Regions from separate parts of the Homo sapiens genome. Here region 2 is linked to region 1. Evidence: chromatin loops called from intact Hi-C (ENCODE). Cell type or tissue: PC-3. All regions are shown on one strand. Each heading gives the region's core, and the rest is flanking DNA. Links, peaks and the distances in the headings are about the cores only.

Evidence for each region. Hi-C counts contacts between places; a loop is a spot of excess contacts. Peaks named below come from ENCODE experiments on the same cell type or tissue, not always from the same donor. Only the 100,000 strongest peaks of a DNase experiment are listed, where the experiment ranks them.
Region 2: it touches region 1 in a loop (5-fold over the local background); 1 of 110 quality-filtered maps calls a loop at or near these places.

The regions. Positions count from the first base shown.
Region 1 is chr6:136,081,562-136,089,561 of GRCh38, forward strand. The region is part of intron 2 of PDE7B (phosphodiesterase 7B); the gene reads left to right. Among named protein-coding and RNA genes, the nearest start is that of PDE7B-AS1, 13 kb to the left of the region's middle. In PC-3, for the core only: a CTCF peak has its summit at 1,283; no DNase peak of the experiment used is centred there; H3K27ac peaks cover 2,885 bases.
Region 2 is chr6:136,194,524-136,211,720 of GRCh38, forward strand. PDE7B (phosphodiesterase 7B) reads left to right here. Exons shown (of 13, transcript NM_018945.4): 13 at 1-1,051. Among named protein-coding and RNA genes, the nearest start is that of MTFR2, 47 kb to the right of the region's middle. In PC-3, for the core only: a CTCF peak has its summit at 7,397; no DNase peak of the experiment used is centred there.

The DNA of each region.
Region 1 (8,000 bases), core at 1-8,000:
AACTGATTCTCATTATTCTAGAAAGCCTTGCCTCTCGCATTAGTGTTCTGTTTTCTAGACTTTGCTGACTCTTTCAAAACAAACAGATAGGCAAAGAAATCTAAGATATCATTCACTAGGTAAAATAATTTGAATTTTGGCATCAACCTAAATGAGACCCTTTCAGTTATTTAGTCAACAGTGTTTACTGGGATTTATTCTGTGCTGAGCACTGCAAATACAAGAAGAGATAGAACCCACATTCAAACTTCTTCATTAGTCCATATTCTTTGTACATTTATGTTTTTATTTGTTTGTTTGCTTACACCTGGTTATGATCATACATTTCAGCAGTGGTCCTCAAACTAGAGCGTAAATAGGAATAACTTGGAGAGGTGGTCAAACTACAGCTTCCTGAGCCCTGTCCCCAAAGTTCATGACTCACTGAGTCAGTCAGGGTAGGGCCCATGAATTTGCCTTTCTATTAGTGCAATTTCTAGTACTACTGGTGGGAGGCCCACACTCTGAGAAGCATTTATTTACGGCTTTGAGCGAGAGTAACTTTGTGAAGCAATGTAAGGTTGTTTCCTGTGGTCCTGACGCATCCGTAATGTGGAATTGATGTCAATGGGAATTACACAGGCCACAGAGGTGTCACACACAGGCCTTAGGTGCTCATGACCAACCTCTCACCATGGAGCTGTTGCCTCCTGTTTTTCAGTTGCCTCTCCCATTGGGCATTGCTGTCGCTGTTGCTCCATACGTTGCTGCAGTTACGGCACTTGAGGAGGTCAAACAGTCCCTGTTGGAGAGACTGGAGAAATGGGAGCAAACCTGTCTCTCTCTAAACTTCTGTTATTTTATCTGACCTTAAGAGTAAGATTAATAATCTGATCACCTAATCATCTGGAGAGGACAGCGAGATTTGCCAAATATTAACAGACATGGGAAAGGCTGTGATGTTCAGCTGAGGGCCAGTCATGCAGTTAGCCTGGACCACAAAAAAGATAAATGGGTAAGAACCTGCCTTGCAGTTGCATTGTGAGTGTAATAGCTTGCCAAATGCCTCGGCTATGAATGAGTTTTCTTGTATGGGTCTCTTCTAGGTAGAGCAAAGTCCCTTCTGTTTACTTACAACATTCAGGAGTGTTTCTGATATTTGCCTTTAGGTATATGCTTTTCAATCTCACATACAGGAAAATCATACCGGAAGTTATTGGGTAATTCAAGTATCAAATGAAGTGAGAGCAATGGGAGTGGAAAGAAGATACAAATTTCAAATTTAAAGAATGTTGGAAAACAAACAGTAAAAGACTTGTTTTCTACAACAGAGGGCGATGTGAGACGAGAAAAAAATAGTTGAAATTAACTCCCAGATGTCCACCTCTTTTGACCAGGAAAAGGATGGCATCAATTACATAAATATAAAGATTGAAGAGGAATTGGTTTAAAAGGTTGAATTCTGTTTTAGACATCCAGGTGACAGTGGGACAGCCAGGTAAAAGTATTTTGAAATATTTGGAAATCCAGGACTGGAGTCTGGGTGAGAAAGGTGGCTTGGAGGACAGTGTTAGAAGGCCCCTGCTTAGCTGTCACTTAGAATTGATAACTGAGGCCTATCAGTGATGAACTCACTGAGAGAGGGTCTGTGAGAGAACAGTCGGAAGACTGAGGGTGGAACCCTGATATTCCTTCCAGAAGGGTTCCAAATAAGTTCTTCTTGGATTTGATACCTTTGTGCATTCTCAGTTCACTGTTTCAGTTAAAATATAGGTGGTATTCCTGGAACATAGTATGGGGCTGCCTTTGGAGACCTCCTCAAGTACCTGAGCATGTGCGCATGACTACTTGCATCTATGCCCACCTGTATAGAAAAAAAATGGCTTTTCTACTCATTTTAGAGGGTGAATTGGGGCATTTTCAATTCTCTCAGAAAGACGTAACAGAAGTGTCTGAAATGGCATGCTAACTACCCTTAAAATGTCTGTAGCTTTTCTCTTTTCCATATTATTCATGCCATGTGATACTGACCTGGGGATACTTCCCAGCCACATTTGAAAGCCTCCCCTGAAGTTGCAAACCCAATGGTTTGGAAAAGATATTTTGAATAACTTAAAATATACAGTGTAAACAAACTGGCCTTTTAGTATGAAGTGTACTAAATTAAAGAAACCAGATGCTTTGGTTGGCTTGGAACAGCTGAATTATGATTGGCTCTCCTTCACTAACCATTTTCTTTGGGGCCTCCTCTCTCTGCTCCTTCTTCCCCTCTCTCTCTCTCCTCCCACATTGATATTTTTCTTTTTTTTCAGAAAGCCATAAGCTCATCAGATACAAGAGACATAGCTCCCTAATATCAGCAACAAATGATTTCTGAAATTAGCATTGTTGTAAATTTAAATTGTTTGCCTGTACTCACTGAAATTTGCTTATAAAGACTTGATGTAAGAGTGAGTCATCCTTCAATTAAAGTTCTACATGCAAAGGACTTTTCTATGTAACAATTTTGACTTCAAAATTAAATATTCCTCTTTCAACTAACTACCAACTGGGACATTGTGTAAGGTCTATAGGAAATCATTTCGATCATTTCAATCCCTAACTCTCCAAATTATTTATCCATATGAAATCAAGAAGCCCCACAACCCTCTGAGATAGGGTTCCAAACCCAAATATCCCAATTCGCTAAAGTTAGATAAACCTCCATGCAACCGAGTAGCTTTCCCTGACACAGGATGGCCAAATTTATGCCATCTCTAATCAATTGATACCTTGGAAAATTACTAGTTAATGCAAACTGAAATCTGCTTTCATCTGAAATATCTGCAGAACTGTGCCAGAAATATATATTCAGCTTGGACTCTAGGAATAGAATCTCTAGAAAGGGAAGGGGATGAAAGGAAGGAAAGAAAAGAGTAGGGAAGGGAAATTTTACACAGCCCAGTAGCAGTAAAAATAGATCAACACTATTACCTCAATGATTAATATGCCACATAGTTGGGAAAAACTTTGTGTTTCTGTGATTCAAGATAAACACTAGCAGTCTCCGTCAGAAGGGTCAATTATGGCTTAGCTAATACAGGTAGTTGTGAAACATTTTGTAAGTATAGTGTTCTTATTATAAGTATTAGGTGTAAAAGGCAAATTGCCAGATGCCATCTCATAATTGTTGGAATCCTACTGTATTTGAACTGGATAAGGGAATCTTATCTTAGATCAAGGCATCTAAAAGGTACTTATCTTTATGTTCTCCCTTTAAGGATACCTTTTTATTGTGCTTTAGTAAATCAAGTCTCAGAATGGAATTGGTTCCAAATAATTTGCAGGGGGTTCATTTCATTTCAATTTCAAGGTGGTGAAAAAAAATCACTCCAGAAATTCTCCATGACCTCTTTTTTTTCTTCAAAACACCCATCTCCTCCACCTATCCCCTTCACCCCTCTTTCCCTCTAGGTCTCGACTCCTAGCCGATGGCTGGCCCCTGGGGCATCTGCCACTTGCAGGAGAGCTGGGTGGAATGGAGCAGGCACACTCTGGGATGAACGTTCCAGGGTTTTTCCCATCCTAGTCGAGCCTCACCGAACTTTTCCAAAATGTGCTATTGTATTAGATACATTTAAGAGGGTCTTAAAGTGGTAACTGGCTCACCAGAGTTACAGGATCTTTTTGTCATCAGCATTTTATTGCACAGTCTGACTTCACTTCCCAGTTCTGAGACAGGAAAAGAAAAATGGGTCTACCAATGTTTCCTGCCGAATCACTCAATGCTCAAGGCAGGGGAAAATATATATATATGTTTTTGCTAGAAACTTCACATAGAAAATGAGTCAGGATATTCTATTTTGTGTCTTGACTTTGCATCTTTATGCCAAAGTGCTGTCCTGGTATTAATCTGTTTTGAAATGTGTGGGGATTTGTGAAAAGCAAAGGCAAAACTTTTAAGCCTGGTAGCCCAGTTTGTCTTGCTATTCTAATGTGCCGGAGGGGGCTGAGTGTTCAGAGAAACAGCTCTGTGCCTGGCTGACTTTTGGTTGATGGAATCAGTTAACATCCACAGGCAGATATGGAAATCTTGACTTTCATCAGTAGGTTGCTGGCTATCTGGGGATGCAGCACTGAAGGCAAAGAGTGGAGGCAAAGTAGTGGAAAGAAAAGTCAATACTGAAAAGTGCAAGGAATTTACGAAGCTCTCACCCATTGTCCAGGACAGCTCCACTTCCAATACCGGGAAGTTATTGCCCCCACATTAATCCCTGGCTCCGTGGTACCGTAACTGACTAGGCCACAGGGAGATGAGAGTGTGACTGAGGAGCACAGGCCAACAACAAACACTTCAGGCTCAAGCAGTATTTTACAATTCATTACATCTTAGGGTCATTATTAAGCACTGAGCTTTGTGGGTTCTTTCTTTGGATTACTCATCCTTAGAATGTTTGCCCATCATACTCTTACGGTTTTGCTTTATTGGCCAAGTTTTACAATTTCTCCAGGCTGTGCTTCTTTCTTGCATAGGTATTTTTAACCTTTGTCCAACAGATAGTTATTCTGCAGTACTTTCTAATAGTTCCCACCAAAATGCCTCTTTGTCAAAGGAGAATTCTTTCCATTATTCTGTTTTCTGTAGTTGGATTGCGTGTCTGGGTAACTGGAGTTATAACTCCTGTGCTTGGCGAATATTCTAGTACTCAGTGTCATCCTGAGCAGTTGATAACTTTTCTTTTGCATCTACTCTTATATCAGTATCCCTTTCCAGTTCCATTGTGAAGCTACTTGTCCATTCAGTATCTAATGCTTTTCTTAATGGCTTTTATTTATTTTATTTTTTGGGGTGGGGGGGATTTAAGGAGTGGAAAATAGGCAAGAAAGAAGGAAGAGGCTCCCCCTGTACAGAGACAGAGGGAGGGGGGCTCCAAGCTGAATGAGGGAACCCCCTTGTTAATGGTTTTTAAATATTCCCTTATTCTATCTGCTGTTTTTCCTTCACTCTCCTACTCTTAAGCCACTTTGGCCCCATACTAAAACTTTTCAAAAAGACAAACATCCCAATAGTGGTATATGTGGGAATCCAGTTTCTCTTTCCCCCATCAACACATCCAAAATAATTTTCAAAAACCTCGACACCAATCTGACTATGAGCGTGCATTTTCTCTGAGGGTGAATTTTAGTTACATCTCCTTTGGCTAAGGATTAATGATGCAGACATTTTACTCAGAAGAAAAAACATAAAATGGAAAATACTGTTATTAGAGACATTCAGCAACAGCTTGAGAATGTCAGTAAGTAAAGCAGTGTGTGTACGGTGCCAAGATAGACGGAGCAGCTGCTTCGGAAGAATATTGAGAAGCCAGCTGTTATTCCCATTGGCACCAGAACGTGCCAATCACCACACAAACTGTGGGCATCGTGCGCCAGATTCTGGGGGAGAGAGCGCCTTCACAAGCCAACTAGAAAAGGGCCCTTGTTGTTTTTATGTGTCAAAGTTCTATCTGCCGTTACTTGTATACTATTCTTTATCTACCCATTCTTCCTTCATAGGTTGGTTAGAATGAGAAAGACAGTATACTGAGGAGAGAAACATCTTTCTCTTTCACTTTACATTGTTATAACAAATAATTTTATGGTTTAATTGTTGATTGTGGCACGGCTGGGCATCTTACGTCGATTAATGGAGCAAACATGAACACATCCAAGTGAATTTCAGAGGGTGACTAATTCACCATCTGATATGGACCAGTCCATTTTCTAAAGCTCTCTATCTGGGAACCAGAAGTTTTGGCTAATAAAAAATAGTACCTCAAAATACCTGCACAATGACAGACATAAGAAAAATATAAGAATAAAAAATTAAAAATATATATCCCTAAGAAACTTTTTTACTTCCAAGCAAAGAAAGAAAAAAAAAGTTGTTCCCTAAATTTTATTATCACAAAGTAAGAAGAGCAAGAGACATTTTCCCCCAAAATTTATTCTGACTTGGAAATTAAGTTAATACCATAAAAATGTGGCCTAGTTAACTTTCACTTTGGCTTTCTATAAACAGGTTTTTGAGACCTAAAATCATTAACCTAGATAAGCAATTAGAAAGCAGTAACTTCATCCTCCTACTTTTCAGTATGCTAAGGCATGCAAAGCTTTCTAATTAAACAGCATCGGCTTCTCTAGAAGGAAGGTGAAAAAGAATACACCTCATATCTACATATTCCTAGTTTGAGAAATATATGTATATACATAGTCCTACTTTGAGGGCAGTGTTGTTCTCGCATTCTGGTTTAGGGGTTGTAATGCAACGTAGCCATGTGGCAAGCAGAGTTATGTTCTAGTTGAAATTGGGAACATTCTTGCTCTTAGAACTATCTATCTTGGAAATTTAAATAAATAAAATAAATAAGCAAAAAAATATATATTATCCATGGTTTCAACAAGTCAATACCAGTGGGAGAAAGCCTTTTTCTCTAAATCACGTAAGGAAGAGTGGACAATCAGTGGCAAATCTGTGGGACCATCCATCCCATCGGCAGTATACCAGTGCTACAAGACTAAAGTTCAATGTCACTCTGAGTGTTTCTTTTACCAGGGACATCTTTAAACCTAGTAAGTAGACTGCGGCTAAGGAGCATTCCTGAAACATTGCACAGGATGGAGCTAGGAGCAGATGGAGATTGATGTCATCAGAACTCAGCACAGGAAATAAAGATCTGAGTTGTAGCAGGTTATAATATTACTATACCGGGGGCGGGCAGAGAAAGAGAAGAGGCAGCCCCACAAGGGGGGAGTGGAGCTGTGGGATATCCCTTACGGAAATATTATAGACAACTTCTGCAGAACATCAACAATTAGTTCATAAATTTACAAACACTCATTGAAGGTGTGCTGTAAGTGATGCACTAAGCTGGATGCCCCTGAATCCAGGAGAACACAGGCCTAGAAGGAGAAAAAGCAGGGACACATTAAAAGTCTTCAAACTTTTGAAGACAGCATTACCACCAATATCATAAGGCAGAATAGGATTAGAAGTCAAGTGGACAAAAGACCATATATTGTATTGTTTGCATTTATGGATATGTCCAGAAACGGGAAATCTGTGGAGATAGAAGGTAGAATAGCAGTTGCTTAGGGCTTAGGACTAAGGACAGTAGGCTGGGGGGATAGGAAAGTGACAACTGAAAGGTACAGGGTTCCTTTTTATAGTGATGAAAATGCTCTAAAATTGACTGTGGTGATGGTTGCACGTATTCTGGGAATATAGTAAAAGCCATTGAATCGTACACTTTAAATGAGTGAATTGTGTGGTATGTAAATTATATCTCAATAAAGCTGTCATTTTAAAATGTGAGGTAATAAAATTTGGCAGGGGGTGGAGGGGGAAGCCAAGTAAATTGAAGGAGCAATAAATACTCCAGAAGTGGATCCTCTTCCTCAGGTTCCCATCCCCAGCCTGTATGCCTTTCCCCCGCCAAAAAAAAAAAGAAACACGGGGAACTATCAGATATTCTTTCTCACCTAGAAACCGCAAAACACAAGAAAAACTCTTCAGAGAACTTCAGTACCTCATTTTCTATTACATTTGAAGCCCACTTAAATGTGAGACATGATAAGGTCCCACCTCAGTCCTAGGAGAACTGTGAGCTTGTGAATTATTGTTCAGAGCCTCTTCTAGACAAAAGGGCTTTAGCTCATAACAACACTAACCTCTGGATAAAAAGAGGAGACTTTCAAGCTCTGTGAGGCCCTCTCATAAATAACAAAAAAGATTGGCACCAGGTAGGTCATTCCAGAGACTACAGCATTTACAAAGTTCTTCTATTTGAATTTATTTCAAGCAGTCAATAAATAAATGGTTCCATGCTATTAAAAATGGAGAAAAGAGAAGACTACAAACAAGTGCTTCTACCTCCTGCAATTTGGTCCATTTCTCCAGCTCCCATCTCAGAGAAAGATGCAATTGTTCATTTGATGACCCTGGTACTCAGCGTATTTTCTTTGGGGCCATCTTTTGAATATTATTTTTGCATAAAACCAAG
Region 2 (17,197 bases), core at 3,611-11,610, 120 kb after region 1:
AGAATGTGAAAATGTCTCTTTTTTTCTTGGCTATTAGTGGCTGTCTTGCAATATTTCAATAGGAGTCCAATTACTAGTTAAAACACTGGCGGGGTGCGGTGGCTCACGCCTGTAATCCTAGCACTTTGGGAGGCCAAGTTGGGCAGATCACAAGTTCAAGAGATCGAGACCATTCTGGCCAACATGGTGAAACCCCGTCTCTACTAAAAATACAAAAATTAGCTGGGCATGGCAGTGCGTGCCTGCAATCCCAGCTACTCAGGAAGCTGAGGCAGGAGAATCGCTTGAACCTGGGAGGTGGAAGTTGTAGTGAACTGAGATCGCACCACTGCACTCCAGCCTGGCAACAGAGCTAGAATCCGTCTCAAACAAACAAACAAAAAATCCCACAGCTATTGGATCATCCACAGATTTTTTCTTTACAATCTTGTTCTCCTTGTCCATGGACCATCAATAGTTGACTTGCCAGGTTTAATTCTTTCATTGCTTGAGAAGAAAGGAATCAAAGGACTGTGTGTAGTAAGCTGACGGTAAAGTTAAGATTAAATTAAGACAGAGAGAGAATACATATCACTGCCAGGCCTGATAGGAAAAATCTGCTCTTCCTTTTAATAACAGTGATGAATTGTCAGGACCTTATTTAGGAAACCCTGACCTACCCATAACTCCCTGCTAGGCTAAGTAGAAACCAGGTTATTTCTCCCTGCTTATGGCTCCCCGCAAAGGGACTTGCAGCGTGTCCTGCAACTTTGTCTTCAGATAGTGCTTCCTACAAAACTAGGTCTTGTTTTGTAATCTTTTCTCGTGTTGAATCAGATCTGCTTACTTATTTAGGTTTGGTTATGAGCTTGTATCTCACTGTATTTCTCATGCTTTGTTCTTTTAAACAAATCCTTTAAACTGTGTCATTTTGTATACACATGTGAGGTTTGAAAAAAAAAAAAAAAAAAAAAAGAACTACCTTGTGAGTTTTGCTCAAAATGTGGCCTAAGTAGCCATTGGCATGTCTAGATGAACAAATAAAAATAAAGATAATTTCTTTAAAATATCACAAGATGAAAATATCCTAATTCTCACCAGGTAACATGTTACCAGTCAATGAATTGGATTCAATAAAAGGATCCCACTGCTCAGGAGAGGAAACATTCGAGGAAAGAACACAGATGCAAACATGGCCCACGTGACTCATTCCACTTTGGGGGCTACAGAAACGCCCATGTCCATGAAGGTATCACCTGCTCGTTAGTGCCAAGTTAGGGAAACAGGGCCACCATTCAGCTTTACATTTCCCCAGAGTCCTGATATTTTTCTGACTCATATTTGTCAAACTCATATGAATGAGAATGAGGTACAATGTTTTAAGTTGTAAAAACATAGCCAACTCAGGGCAAGAATTATTTGTGAAAAATATGGTCTCACATTTCAGGATTACTGGCCATGAAGAACAATAGAACAGTTCAGGCAGAACTGTTCTATTCTAAATCTGGTATTCTAAATCCATCTGGAAATAGAGAAGAAGAAGAACACTGCCAATGTTTCCAATGTTTTCTTGTATCTTTATGTATTCTCCCATATTCATTTTATTAAGATCTGTGTTCAGAATCTCTCTGATTCCTTAATGACTCCCATGTTTGAATGCAAAGCTACTTTTTCATTTGTGGATGTTCTATATCACAAAGCTAATATCAAAAGAGATGCCCCACTAGTATTTCATGTAAAGGTCAGGCATGGCTTTCAAATGTACACGGGAACCTAGCTGAAACACTGTCAAATAGGCCAAGCCTACATGAGCACTTAGATTTCAATTAAAGAAATACTTATTGAGGAGCTACTATGTGCCAGACATTGTGCTAGATATTGGGATTTAAAAAGACCCAGTCCCTCCAGGAGCATTCAGACTTGTGCCAGAGACTGGTGTTACCTGTGAACACTTCTTAGAGAATTTGTGAACAGCTATGATTGCTCAAATGCAGCTAAAGCTCCCTCCTGGCATACAACACAATAGAAAGCAGATACACTTCCAACACAGAAATGGATCCCAATCCTAGTTCTGTCACTAACTTATCCTCTGACTAGACAGAAGTTACTAAAACTGCTATAAAATTATTTCAAGACAGCTGGGTGTGGTGTCTTATGCCTGTAATCCCAGCACTTTGGGAGGCCAAGGTGGGGGGGTGGATCATGGCGTCAGGAGTTCGAGACCAGCCTGGCCAAAATGGCGAAACCCCATCTCTACTAAAAATACAAAATTAGCCAGGCGTGGTGGTGGGCTCCTGTAATCCCAGCTACTTGGGAGGCTGAGGCAGGAGAATCACTTGAATCTGGGAGGCAGAGGTTGCAGTGAGCCAAGTTTGCGCCACTGTACTCTAGCCTGGGCAACAGAGCAAGACTCCGTCTCAAAAAAAAAAAAAATTATTTCAAGACAATATTTTTTATAGTATTGTTGTGGCAATTAAAAGAGTTGGCATACAAAAAGGCATCAAGCCTGCTCGCTGGTACATGGTAGATGCTCAATAGATACAGGTTCTCCCTTAAATTACAAACAACTTGCCAAATAGCCGTTCTTGCATGAATAAGAATGGGGAGAGTTTACAGTGGAGAAAACACAGTAAAGAGTTGGTTTCACATTAGGAAGTCAAACTTCTAATTAAGCCAGAGAGATTATTAGAAAAAAAAGTTTAAGTTGTAGCTGATAATGGTTTGAAAATGTAAGATTGGCTTGTCTTAGTCATCTAAGCAATGATGCATCATTGATTCCATTGCCTGAAATTCAAATTCTCATATTAAATGTGCTGATATAATCTTTAGTATTTTCTTTCCTTTTAAGGAAGCAGTGCAGTAGGGTTTTAAAAGCATTGTCAGGGCACAGTGGCTCACATCTGTAATTGTAGCACTTTGGGAGGCTGACGCAAGAGGATTGCTTGAGTCCAGGAATTTGAGACCTGCCTGGGCAACCTAGACCCCATCTCTACAAAAAAAAATTTAAAAATAATACATAAAGTGTTGGCTTTGGACTGGGTACAGTGGCTTACCCCTGTATCTTAGCACTTTGGTAGGCCAAGGTGGGAGGATCACTTGAGGCCAAGAGTTCAAGACCAGCATGAGCAACACAGCAAGACCCCTGTCTCTTGCTGTAAAAAGTAATTAAAAAAAAAAATGTGGGCTTTGGAGTCAGACCAGAATTTAAATCCCTCATTATCATTAACTACCTAACCCTAGGCGATTTATTTAATCTCTCTGAGCCTCCATCTCCTCATGCATAAAATGATAGTAACATCAACCTCCTGGGTGGTCATGAGGATGAAAGTAAATAACATACATAAAATATATAGCATAATTTCTAGCAAAAAGGGAGTACTCAAAACATGTAAATTCCTACATCACTTAAGGAAAAAATATCTACAAAGTGGAAGTTAGGATGCATCTTTCACTTTCTATAGATTGTGCCAATTTTTGTGCAAATGAAAACAAGTTGCATTAAGAGAGACTGACAGTGACTCTATCTACAGGTGGCCAGGTCGGTCATAAAAATAATCCTTGTATTATGGACAAAAAAACTATTTTAAAATGTGATTCAAGAAAAAAGACAGTGACCCAGAGGTGCTAAGGATACACTGGTAAGACCAAGGACAAATAAGGGACTATTTCTTGTGGTTTTAAAGTAAATATTCCTCAGCTCAGCGAGAGAGAACTAGTCCATCTGGTTAATCTAAGACTTTCCTGGAGTTGACAAGAATACAACCCTGGCTAGACAGAAGCATTAGTTAAATAAGCAAAACTTGATAACCTGTCAAGTTTTCATGAAGTCCATTCAAATCCTACAATTCCTATCCATCAGAGTTCCTGGTAGCCCTTTCCCTTGCCACCTCTTCATCAGATCCTTTCTGGCCACTGACAATAGAGGCTGAAGACTCCCAGGCAGTCTCTGCAAGTAGGTGGCCCTGGGCAACATAGGAAGACCCCATCTCTACTAAACATTTTAGAAAATTAGCCAGGCATGCTGGAGCACAGCGGCGGTCCCAGCTACTTGGGAGGCTGAGGTGGGAGAATCGCTTCAGACCAGGAGTACAAGGCTGCAGTAATCTATGATTGTGCCACTGCACTCCAGCCTGGGTGACAAGACTTTGCCTCAAAAATTTAATTTAATTTAATTTTAAATTTAAAACTCAATTCTAAACTAACATTTTCCAAATTGCATAAAAATGTATGTGCCCAAAGATGTCTGTTAAGTGTTCCCTGAAAAAAAAAAATGGATTCGTAGCCAAAGAATTATGAGAAACGATGAATTAAAGACATAGGTTTTGCTCAAAGATATTTGTTAAGTGTTCTCTGGGGGAAAAAATGGCTTCATAGTCAACGAATTTTGAGAAACAATGGATTAATACATAAGTTTTGCTCAAAGATGTTTGTTAAGCGTTTCCTGGAAAAAAAAAAAAAGGCTTCATAGTCAAAGAATTTTGAGAAACAACGGATTAAATGCGTAGGTGTTGCTCCTGTCTGCTTCCCAGAACTCTCAAGTGCTAATGGACATCTTCAACAAGGTGATACAGATGACATTGTCTGGATCTAGTTTTGATTTCTTATCACAAAAATCTTCCTTAACTATTGCAACCCAGGATGATCTATCATTTTATCATTAGTGATTGTTAGCTGTTTTGTATTGTCATTAATGATGTATGTGTATGTGTTCTGCCCAATTTGAGGTATAATTTGGCATGGTGGTTAACTTGCCCAAGTTTGTGGCTTGACTTTACCACTTAGTAGGTATCTGACCTTGGGAGAGTTTTCAAACTTTCTGTGCCTCAGTTTCTTCATCTGTAAAATGGTGATAAAAATATGACCTATTTCATAAGGGTTTTGAAGATTAAGAGTTGAGGCATGGAAAGCCCTTTGAATGATGCCTGCCACAGAGAAAGCACTAAGTATTAGCAAAAACCATTATCTTCTCCCTTCATCCCCCTCTTGACTTGACTTGTAAGCTCTTTGATAACAGGGATAACTACCCTTTTAAAAACTACTCTTGGCTGGGCACAGTGGCTCATGCCTGTAATCCAAGTACTTCGGGAGGCCGAGGCAGGTGGATCATGAGGTCAGGAGTTCAAGACCAGCCTGACCAAGATGGTGAAACCCCAACTCCACTAAAAATACAAAAATTAGCCAGGCGTGGTGGTAGGCACCTGTAATCCCAGCTACTTGGGAGGCTAAGGCAGGAGAATGGCTTGAACCCAGGAGGCAGAGGTTCCAGTGAGCTGAGACCACACCACTGCATTCTAGTCTGGGTGACAGAGCAAAACTCCGTCTCAAAAATCAAACAAAAAAACTATTCTCCATAGCGTAGCACAGGACATACTGAATAAATACGTCTTAAATGAAAGAACACATTTTTGACTGACAAATTGGAAATCATATCAGATTATGTTAACATTTAAATCCAAACAAGTAAACTCCAATTGTAACAATGAATGTCCCAATAATTTGAATGCAGATGCTGTTTTTTCAGGTCCACAGTTGCTATCTGGTAGACCTTTAGCGTTTTGAAGAACATAGTTTGGGAAAACAATAGTTTTTTCTCCTCTCAGTTTATGAGCATACTCTTCTGAGTGGTGACAGTAGAAATAATTTCTCTGAAGGACTTGATATCCAAAGATCTCTAGATTTTTCTCTATCCAACTGGAAAAGAAACCTACAGAAACACCACTAAATTGCTTCCTTTGCGGGACAAATATGAATCTATTGTAATGCACAATCCAAGAGGAGACAGAGACAAATCCCAGTGCTCATCTTTAAAAAAGAACAGGGAATGGCAGATGAGTCTCTTATTTTATCCTTGTTAAAAGCACTTCAGATTACACATAACCTACTCCTACTCTTCTTCCCAGTAAGCAATTATATGTGCATTTTTTAAGTTGTCAGCAAAGTAAGCCTAATGGACCAAAATGTATGATCAGTTTTGGGGATTATTTATTTCTTCCTTCTTCCCACTGCTATAATTTACTTTGAGCCTTTTTTTTTTTTTAACAGGAGAGTCAGACTTTACATTTCAATGAATTCATTTTCTCAGAAACATCTGTCTCAGTCCACATTTGAAAAAAAAAAACTTCTACATGAAAACAAAAGACCTATAGTGTTATAGAACAGCATAAGTGAGAATTATACTCTGTAATTATCAGTTTTCAAGTATTAACCTTACTGAGATGGAGACAACAAAAAGTTCTGATCTTTCAATACTTGAGTTATGTAACGTTCTGAAATATTTCTGAGATGCCTCTACTGACTTTAGTTATTAAAAATGTGTTATTTTAGAAATAGCTTATCAAAAAATACCTTTTGGCATCTGGAGCTTTATCTTAAACTCTAACGGGAAGCTTGAGATTTTTTTTCTCTTATCAGTGTGGGCTTTTTTGTTGTTTGAGACCGAGTCTCGTTCTGTTGCCCAGGCTGGAGTGCAGTGGTGCAATCTCGGCTCACTGCAACCTCCTCCTCCCGGGTTCAAGTGATTCCCATGCCTCAGCCTCCTGAGTAGCTGGGATTAGGATTACAGGCACATGCCACCATGCCCAGCTAATTTTTGTATTTTTAGTAGAGACGAGGTTTTACCATGTTAGCCAGGCTGGTCTCAAACTCTTGACCTCAAGTGATCCACCCTCCTCAGTCTCCTAAAGTGCTGGGATTACAGACCCGAGCCACCATGCCCAGCCTCCGTGTTTTTTTAGTAGTAGGTTTCCAGTTCTCAAGTATGATTTAGTGAATGTTCAGCCCCACCACCAACCTGCAGAAATGTCAGGCAGCCAAGCACAGGCCCTATCCCCACAGTGATTGTCTGATCACTGCACAGACTGTGAAGTCCCCAGGTACCAGTGCCAGCCTCTGAGGAGGATAAGATGAGAAGAGACTTCAACAGGGTGGGCAGGCCACAGTGCAAGGGCTGCGTGCCAGGACCTCATTCTGCTGAGAGTTGGGGTATGTACAAGTGTCATTGAGAAAGGCCTAAGATTGTGGAGGGAGGTGGGTAACCTGACTTGAATATCTAAAAGGTATGTGACATGTCAATAAAGCTTCATTTGGGCTAGCAAGCAAACCAGAAGCAATTAACTAGACATCACTGTTTCTTCTTGGTATAGTCAGAGCTAAGTGTTCTAGGAACACTTAAACATTTTTGTACATATTATTGGTAAAGGCTCTGACCAGATGTCAATGATATTGGCAAACTTTGTCCATATAAATCAGGTGACTTGTAAGAAGTGTTCACTGAGGCTTAATTTTATTTCAGAAACAACGGCATTACTGCCTAGTTTACAATTTATAGTGAGCATTAGAGCTGATGTCATATGTTCCTTGCACTGTATTGACACGTGTGAACAGCAGGCATTGGCCAGAAACAACGCTGGTGCCATCTATGTTCCATTTGCAGCAAGAGATTACTCAACTCTTACTCTAACTCAAATGAGACTGTCAACGAAGATAGGAGGCATGGAGGAGAACTGACAAGAGGAGAAAGCTTATATTGATTCCGTATCCTGTGAGGGAAAATAAGCATTTAAGGAAGAATAACCAAGATGAATCAAATTACTCACTGAGTATGAGTTTTCTAGGGCTGCCCTAACAGATTACCAGAGTGGCTTCAAATACAAAAATGTATTCTCTCACAGTTCTGGAGGCTAGAAGTCTGAAATCAAGGTATCAGCAGGTCTCTGAGCTCTCTGAAGCTACCAGGGAAGAGTCCTTCCTTCCTTCTTCTAGCTCCCAGAGCTCACCAGAAATCCATGCCGGTCCTTGAGTGGTGGCAGCATAACTCCAACCTTTGCCTCCATCATCACAGGCCTTCGTCCCCATGGGTCTGTTTTCCCTTCTTACATGGACACGAGCCAGGGACTAGGGCCCACCCTAATCCCATATGGCTTCATCTTAACTAATTACATCTGCAAAGACTATTGCCAAGTAAGGTCATATTCTGAGGTTCTGGATGGACAGCAACTATAGGGGGCAGTATTCAGCTGAGGACACCTAGACACTCCTCACTCCTCACTCACTCACCCAATGCTTTACCTCCTACAGACACTCCTCACTCACTCACCTTTACCTCCTACCCATCCCCGGTACACATACACACATACACACACACACACACACACACACACACACACACACACACAGTCCATACGCATCTGTCAGACTCTTTAACTTTTTATTTGGAGATAATTGTAGATTTAAATGTTCTCGTAAGAAATAATACAGAGTTGGAACTTGGGGGTAAGTAGTCAAAATGAAAATAAAAGAAATAGAGAAGCTGAGCACAGCTGCTGATGCCTGTAATCCCAATACTTTAGGAGGCCGAGGCAGGAGGATCACTTGAGGCTAGGAGTTTGAGACCAGCCTGGGCAACATAGCAAGACCTCATCTCTATTAAATTTTTTTTTAATTAGCTGGGTGTAGTGGCACACACCTGTAGTCCCAGCTACTTGGGAGGCTGAGATGGGAGGATCACTTGAGCCCAAAGGTTGAGGCTGCAGGGAGCTGTTTCACACCACTGCACTCCTGCCTGGGGCAAGAGAGTGAGACCCTATCTCAAAAAAAAAAAAAAAAGAAAGAAAGAAAGAAAGAAATAGAGAGATCCTGTGAACTCTTCATCCACTTTACCCAATTTTCCCCATGGTAACGTCTTGTATAACTATATTACAATAACTATATTACAACCAGGAAATCAACATTGATAAAAATCCGGTAACAATTCAGACTTCAGCAGTGTTACATGCATTTGTGTGTGTTTACATGTGTGTGTGTGTGTTTTTGTGTGTGTGTATCATATCTTGCAGATTTCACCTGATTGACAGCATTGAGATAGAGCGTTTCAGGTTTGAGATGTGGTTGTTTTTACATATTTGGAGGTAGAGTGAGGAAGTGTGGAGAAGTTTCATGGAAGGAGGAACAAAACACATCTTTGTTTCTCTCTTCCATATCTTTTCCTTACTAATTCAGATCTGGCTCAGGAAAAAAAACAACTTTTTAAAATCCCAGTGGCATCAGCCATCTGGAGATGACAGTATGATTCTTGTTCTACTTTTCAGCTTCTTCACTATTTCATCATTGATTTCCCAGATACTTTCATTCATTCATTCATTCATTCATTATTTGTGCAACAAATATACATGAAGCACCAAGTTTGTGTTAGGTGTTGGGGATGCAATGATAAATGTCTTCTCTGTGCTTACAATAAAGTGAGCAACTAGGGAGAATTCATAATAGCAAATCATAATTAGTGAAATAACAGAAGTAGGAGCAGATGGGATCACATAGAAGGGAAACCACATGACAGGGTATGAGAGAAGTCAGGAAGCCCTCCCAGAGGAAGGGATGCCTAAGTCAAGATATAAATAAAGAGTGAGGCAAGGGGAGGAATCTGGGAAGAACTGTTCCTGACCAAGGGACAATAGTTGAAGTGTTTCTGAGGATGAAAAATATTCCCAGAAACATCAAGAAACTGAAAAAAAAATTAGCGCTCAAGGGAGATATGTAGGTAATTGTGCAGATAATAAGGAAAAGTTAAAGGTATAGAAAATGATAGGTGCACCAGTTCCTGATAAGGATGGGACTCAGAGAGCAGGAGGCTTTGGAGATGAGGTCGACTCACCACCATTGTGATAGGTGGGAAGGAGATGACGCCATGTGGGACACAATTATGTTCATGCATTTTGTGGCAAAAGTTGCAGAATTCTCATCTGGTGACCTCTACATTCTGGGTCCAGTACAATGCACAGGCATCTGCTGGAGTGAAGGGGGCCAAAAGTGGGAGAAAAAAAGGGAGGAAATCAATAGCATATCTGTATATGAGAGAGTGTTGACTCAAGAAAGAAAGAGCATAGCAGAGAGAGTTCACTGAAGAAACTTCACATGATCACGTAGAGCACCAATGCTAGAAGTCGGGAGTTGATAGCCACAACCATCTTAAACATCCTGCAGCATCTCCAGCAGCTCTCAGCCCCCGGATGAAGATGAGAAGGTAGAAGTCAGATTCTTCCAAGGTTTGGATCTTTCCCAGAGGAAACAAAGTAGAGCAGCAAGGCAAGGGAGTTGATTGTAGTTGTAATTTAAGCTGAGTAGAAAAGGCAGTAAAGATGAGAAGCTGTTGGATAAAGGCAGAATCAAGAGATGAAAGAGCCTTAGAAGACATGCTGAGAAGAAAGAACCAGAGAGAGCTGGAAGGTTAGGCTTGTGTGGTCCAAGGCTGTGGAAGGTCTGAATGTATTATTTTAGAGGTGAAGTGGTTTGATGTGAAGACAGGTCCAGGAGCTTTGGGGGCAGACAGCTTCAGGAGTATGGAGAAGTTTATTATAGTTAAGGAATCAAAAGTACGTGGTGGTAGGTGAGTTATCCACTTGGTTACTGAAGTCACACAGGGTATTGGCAGGACTTGAAGTGAGAAGAAGCCTGGAGCTTCTCCAGTAACTGAAGTGGAAAGAATGAAATGTCAAATGATGCCGCAGACATGAGGTGGTAGCACCCACGGCAAGAACCCCAAGGGAGACGTGTTCTCAGCTTGAGTCCTCACTGAGGGTAGAGGACTAATGGTCTAGAAGTGGCAGTAACACGCTGATCCCATGTCCCAACACTGACATGAAGGACAGTTGGTAATAAGTAGCCTCCATTTGAGAGGCTTCCATAAGGCAATGTTGTCAGGGGACAGTTTCAGATAAAGGAATGTCTAGTGCATACAGTGGTTGTAAGAGTGTTTATATCCTGGTTTGGGAGTTCCAGGGAAAATAATAGAAGTGTCAGGAAGGAGGATTGTGACAGGAAATGGTAGGATCCAAATATCATGGAGCATGAGAATGTGGGAGAAGATAAGTGAAGGAATCATTCTTCTTAGGTGGTAAACAAGGGTTACAGGGATGCGAGTTAGGGTGGATTAAGCTGGCCACTAGACTGCCAACAGAATTAGTCCCACCATCCCCCCTGCAGATGGGAGGAGGCTCTCAGGGATTCACATAGCCCTGCCAGATGTACTTCCAAGCCTTAAAAGAAAGGGGAAACTCTTAGCTGTTGGAAGAAGTGACCTTTGGTCTGGATTGACTGTGGTGGTCTTGGGGAGGTTGTGGGAATGAAGTAACTTCCACTCAGGTACCCAGGGAGTGGTGAAGGACACCATACCCAGAAAGCACGGGCTGGGAGTGGGCGATGAGTCTAGGCTCTTTGAGGGAACAGTGATGACCAGGAAATACTGGCACACAACCTGCTCTGCTTCTCCCTCTGGGACTCCAAGCTCAGCATTGCTATGGTTAGAGATTCTGTGTGCAATCTGCAGGTGGTAATAAGGATCTGTAGCTAGCATTTTTCAATCTCCCTTCATACTACATCCCCAGAGGTCAACTGAGAGCCCAGGCAGCTTGCTGTTACAGGGAGGGCCATCAGACATGTCAGTTTTCTGAATGAAACAGAGTCCTGGTATGTTTGAAAAACGGAAAGAAATCTGTCTTCAATTAACCAAATGGTCATTCTTCAATAACGGAAAAGATAAGGTGGCAGCAAAGACCAGAAGTGGGCACTAAAAGGTATGTGATCTTTTTTTTCAGGTGAGACAAGGGTCTATATTCCTATCCATTACAGGTGGGGTCATTTCTATGACTCAAATCTGAACAAAATACAGGTAGCAATCTAAATTCAATCATGACAATAAAATACTTTCCATTTTCCAAGTTCGATGGTAATATTTACATTTAAAAAAATAATTTGTTCTTTTTTTGTTTTTAAAAAAGACAACATGCTCAAGATTACACAGAATCTGGAAAAAATCACTTCATCTGAGAGATCAACTGATAGTAAAAAAACAATGTTCTTACATAGTAACCCAATTCAAGAATATCACCATGGAGTCTAACATGGTGTTTATTTCAAAGACAATATTCAAGTATGTCATTTAGAACACTATGTCTAATGTGTCTGTAAAGAAGCAAACACTGCTATCCAAGATCATTAGGACAAGTAGCGGCGCCAGCTGGGAGAAGACCCCATGTGCCATTAATAAGGTGCTGATGGGAAGGGTGCCTGACAGGGAAGGCCAGCCGAATGAAATTAAACCACCACCCCCAGAAATGCCCCCTTGACAAAAGAGACAAGAAAGCGATGGTGGTTGGGGACCTAGGTGGTGGAGGTGGTGGTACAGGAGGGGGTGGGGGTGGAAGAGTTGGCTGGGGGTGGTGGAGGAGGTTAGGGAGGTGGTGGGGGAGGGGGAGAAGGGCAGTGGCGAGGCGGTGATGGTAGAGGAGGTTTCCAAGGCAGGGGAGATTATGGTGGAAGAGAGGGCTGTGGTGGAAGAGGCTATGGAGATCCATATGGAGGAGGAGGAGGTGGTGAAGGTAAATAATTTTTAATGAACACTTCCAATTACACATTGAAAACCCAGGCAATCCCTTTGTTAAGGTACAAATCAAGCAACATCTAGATTTTAATCCAAGTTCAAGGTCCTATGCCCAGTTCCCAGACACACTCAGTTGCGAAAGAAAAAGAGGCTCAGAAAACAGCTAGAAAAAGAGGTTCTACTCAAGCTGTCTTACATCTGATCAGAGTTGGCTCCCAAAAGCAATGGAGAGCATGAAGAAAAGGAGATCACTTAGACAGCATCCTCTTTATGCAGTGATTTCTTATTAACCCTTAATGTAAGAAAGAGACAATTCTTAGAATTCAAGAATTTGCTAAAAAACAAAATAATTTTTCCCTGAAATTAACCTTTGTGTTTTGAAGCTTCCAAGCCTTCCTGGAATTATTGTTTATTATTCCAGAGGGTTCAGTGAAGATTTTCAAATGCAACTACATCCTCTGCTAACGTTATATGCAGAGGCCTTCTTCCTCCTACAATGACAGGGTGTATCACGCAGTCTTCTCTAGAAGCAAAAGTGCAATATGATATTCTACTACCAACAACAAGGACCAATTCAACCAGAGTTTAGTTTCAAAATTAAGACTCACTTTACATGAGATCTACTCTCAACAAATATTTAAGTGTACACTATATTATTGTTGACTGTAAGTATAAATGCCTATTTTTCTTATAAGAACTCTGACATCTCAAAGTTGTAACTATTCATTTTCCAATCACGTAAATAACATGTAGAGGAAGGATCGCCATCAAAGACTTAACACAATTTATGGAAGGGAGAATGAGAAAGAGCCATTTCCTAAACCAAACTCAAAGGGATTCAAGGACCAGGGAGTCTGTAGTCTTGAGTCAAATAATTAAAATGTGTTCACTAAGGGGACTATAATATCTTATCAAAACATAAGAATAATTTTGGGCTAGATGCAGTGGTTCACAACTATAATCCTAATGCTTTGGGAGGCTGAGACTAAAGGATTGCTTGAGTCCAGGAGTTCAAGACCAGCCTGACCAACATAGCAAGATCCTCTCTACAAAAAAATTTAAAAATCAGCCAGGCATGGTGGTGCATACCTGCAGTTTTAGCTACCCAGGAGGCCGAGGCAGGAGGATCACTTGAGCCCAGGAGTTTGAGGCTGAAGTGTGCTATGATCACACCATTGCACTCCAACCTGGGCAACGGAGAGAGACCCTCTGTGAGGGTTATCCGTGAGGCTTCCACTTAACAGTAGACTATTAGTAGTTAAGCTTTTGGGGAGTCAAAAATTATACATGAATTTTTTACTGTGTGTGGGTGGCACCCCAACCTCCCTGTTGTCCAAAAGTTAACTGTATTACAATTCATTCTGCCAACGCGAGTCTTTCTAAAATGCTAATGTAATTAACCTTTTTGCAGTCATTTAATGATTCCCCTTGTGGCTTTTCAGATGGATTAGTCCATTCTTATGCCGCTAATAAAGACATACCTGAGACCGGGTAGTTTATAAAGGAAAGAGGTTTAATGCACTCACAGTTCCACATGACCGGGGAGGCCTCACAATCATGGTGGAAGGTGAAGGAAGAGCAAAGGCAAGAGGCAATGTATGCAGGGGAACTCCCTTTTATAAAACCATCAGATCTCATGAAACTTATTCACTATTATGAGAACAGCATGGGAAAAACCTACCCCCATGATTCAATTACCTCCCACCAGGTCACTCCCAAGACATGTGGGGATTATTACAATTCAAGGTGAGATTCAGGTGGGGACACAGAGCCAAACCATATCATCAGAAATCCAGTTCCTTGGGTTAGAACCCTAAGTCTTCATAATCTGAACCCTGCCAATCTCTATAGCCTTCTCTTCATGCACTTTCCCACCCTCCTCTTGCCAGCCACCCCATTCGCCCAGTCTTAGGCTCCAATCATTCTAAACACCTGCAGGTCTCCAAACCCACCTGCTATTTCCCACCTACGAGGCTTCCAACAAAAGCTCCCTCCACTGGGAATGCTCATCCTCCAACCCACCCTTTCTGAGTTTTCCAATTCAAATAACTACCTCTGTCTGATGTGGCTATCCTCCTTTAGACAATCATAGCGCCCTCTATCAGGGCACTTCCTACCTAGTATCTTCATCACTGATTATATGTATGTTTCTCCGACTGGACTTCGAGCAACTTGAAAATATCCATTTGCTATTTTAAATTCAACACCTAAAACCACAGTGCTTAACAAAAGTTTGTTGAATAAAATAATGAATGAATAACCCATGGGCAAATGATTTAATATATGGAAACCAGATGGGCTGGCTGTAAATGGTTTTATGAGCTTTATTCCTTAAAGTTGATGTTTTTACATTTTAGAAGCTAGAGAAGTTTCCAGAGTAGTGAGAATGAAAGCAAGGTTCGCACTGATGAGGAAAAGTATGTGAGGAGACTTAAAAATATCTATGATTAATTAAAAAATTTAATTTTTTAAAAGGCCGAGTGTGGTGGCTCAAACCTGTAATCCTAGCAGTTTGGGAGGCCGAGGTGGGCCTCGGCCCAAGAGGAAGATCACTTGAGTCCAAGAGTTCAAGACCAGCCTGGGCAACATGATGAAACCCTGTCTCTATCAAAAAAAAAAAAAAAAAAAAAAGAGAGAGAGAAAGAAAAAAAAGAAAAAAAACTATGATTTTATAAATGTGTTGTGAGAAGGATTTTTATAAAATGCTATTAAACTGTTTGTTGAGTGAATAAAGCAAGCATTACTTGACTGCCCTTGGGCCTGTGTCACTGAGGAAGTGAGCACACACCAGGAAATGTTTGGCAGACTAAGAACAGGACACAATCATTGCCTCCAGGGGGTACTATCTGGTTGAGAGACAAGACATGCAGGATAACATTCAATGAAGACCTCACAGAAGAGAAACGTCTTGCCTTGGTCTAAGTCAAAAAAGACTTCGCAGAGGATGGGGGCCTTAGAACTGATTTTGAGAGAGGATCTGTGTTAGTCTGTTCTCACACTGCTAATAAAGACATACCCAAGACTGGGTAATTTAATTTGTAAAATAAAAAAGTTTTAATTGACTCACAGTTCCTTATGGCTGAGGAGGCCTCAGGAAATTTACAATCATGGCGGAAGATGAAGGGGAAGCAAACACCTTCTTCACAAGGTAGCGGGAAAGAGAAGTGTAAACAGGAGAAACGCCAGGCACTTATAAAACCATCAGATCTCATGAGACTTACTCATTATCACGAGAACAGCTTGGGGGGAACCGCCCCTATGATTCAATTACCTCTACCTGGTCCTGCCCTTGACACGTGGGAATTATAGGGATTACAATTCAAGGTGAGATTTGGTTGGGGACACAGCCAAATCATATCAACATCTAAATGAGAGTGACAGTGAGTGAGAAGGAAGAAATCTACACTAAAGTGTAGGAAGTAGACTTACCACAAGTAAGGGCAAAAACTTGCCATTGTGTTCACCTGGTGGTGAGTCCATCAACAAGATGAAGCTGAAAGTAATCATAAACAGGACTATAGGGTCAGCTGAAAAGCTACAACAGGTTCAAATACATAGGATCTTGAATGCCTAACTAAGGGCAAAGGGCAAACGTCCTCCTAGAGTGGTCAGAACATGAGGGAAGTGGTGTTGACTATGTAATTGGCCCGCAAGCCTACTGAAAGATAAAGAAAACAGAAAGCAATCAAAATATTTTTGTTACCATAGTAATACAAGCACTGAAAGGGGAAAATTGGAATGCTCCATCTTCAGGGAGACCTCATTGAATGGAAAGTCTCCACAGCTGGTGGAAGGAGGGGGCCGTGGGGTGTGATCCAGCCAGACTGCAAATCTAAGAGTCCAGAACACAGACCAGCATGGCAGAGGATGGGGTAGCACAACAGACGAAATATCCAAGCAGAAGAAATCCTAAATCTCTGTGAGGAAGGTCCATATTGAAGGAACACATTTGTGTAAAAGAGACAATGCATTATCACATAATCAAGAAAATTAGCCTGAGTTGGCCGGGCGTGGTGGCTCACGCCTGTACTCCCAGCACTTTGGGAGGTTGAGGTGGATGAATCACCTGAGGACAGGAATTCAAGACCAGCCTGGGCAACATGGCGAAACCCCGTGTCTACTAAAAATACAAAAATTAGCCGGGTATGATGGTGTCACACGCCTGTAATCCCAGCTACTCAGAAGGCTGAGGCAGGAGAATCACTTGAACGGGGAAGGCGGAGGTTGCAGTGAACCAAGATCAAGCCACTGAACTCCATCCAGCCTGGGTGACAGAGCAAGACTCCATCTCAAAAAAAAAAAAAAGAAAAGAAAAGAAAATCAGACCAAGTTAGTAATAATGATATTTAGGCAACTATAGAAGTTGCCACATAATAATAAAGGGGGACTTTGATGCCGTATCAGGACAAGATGTAGAGCTGAGCTTTCCTTAAACAACAATGACAGCTTCACCGGGGCAGGATGAGCTGCCAGGGCACCTGGTGAATACAAAAGGCCTGAGAGGTGAAAAGGCAAATCCAGACACTGAGGCTAGAAACTTTAGACAGGTGCCTCCAATCTAATTATGCAGAAAGTTTATTCCAAACTGATAAATAAGTTCATATTTCTTTATGTTTGCTTTTTTCTGTTTGTTTTTCACCTACGTTATTTCACTGGCACCTCAAAATGACCCTGTCATGTAGATGGGGTAGGAATTATTATCCTCATTTTGTGACCAAGGAAACTGGAACTCGACATTAGTAAATCACTTGCCCAAGATCCCACAGAGAGTCAAACATGGAGCTGGGTCTTGAGTTCTTATTTCTAGTTCAGCTCTCCTTCCACTATAACAGGAGGCCTCTCTGA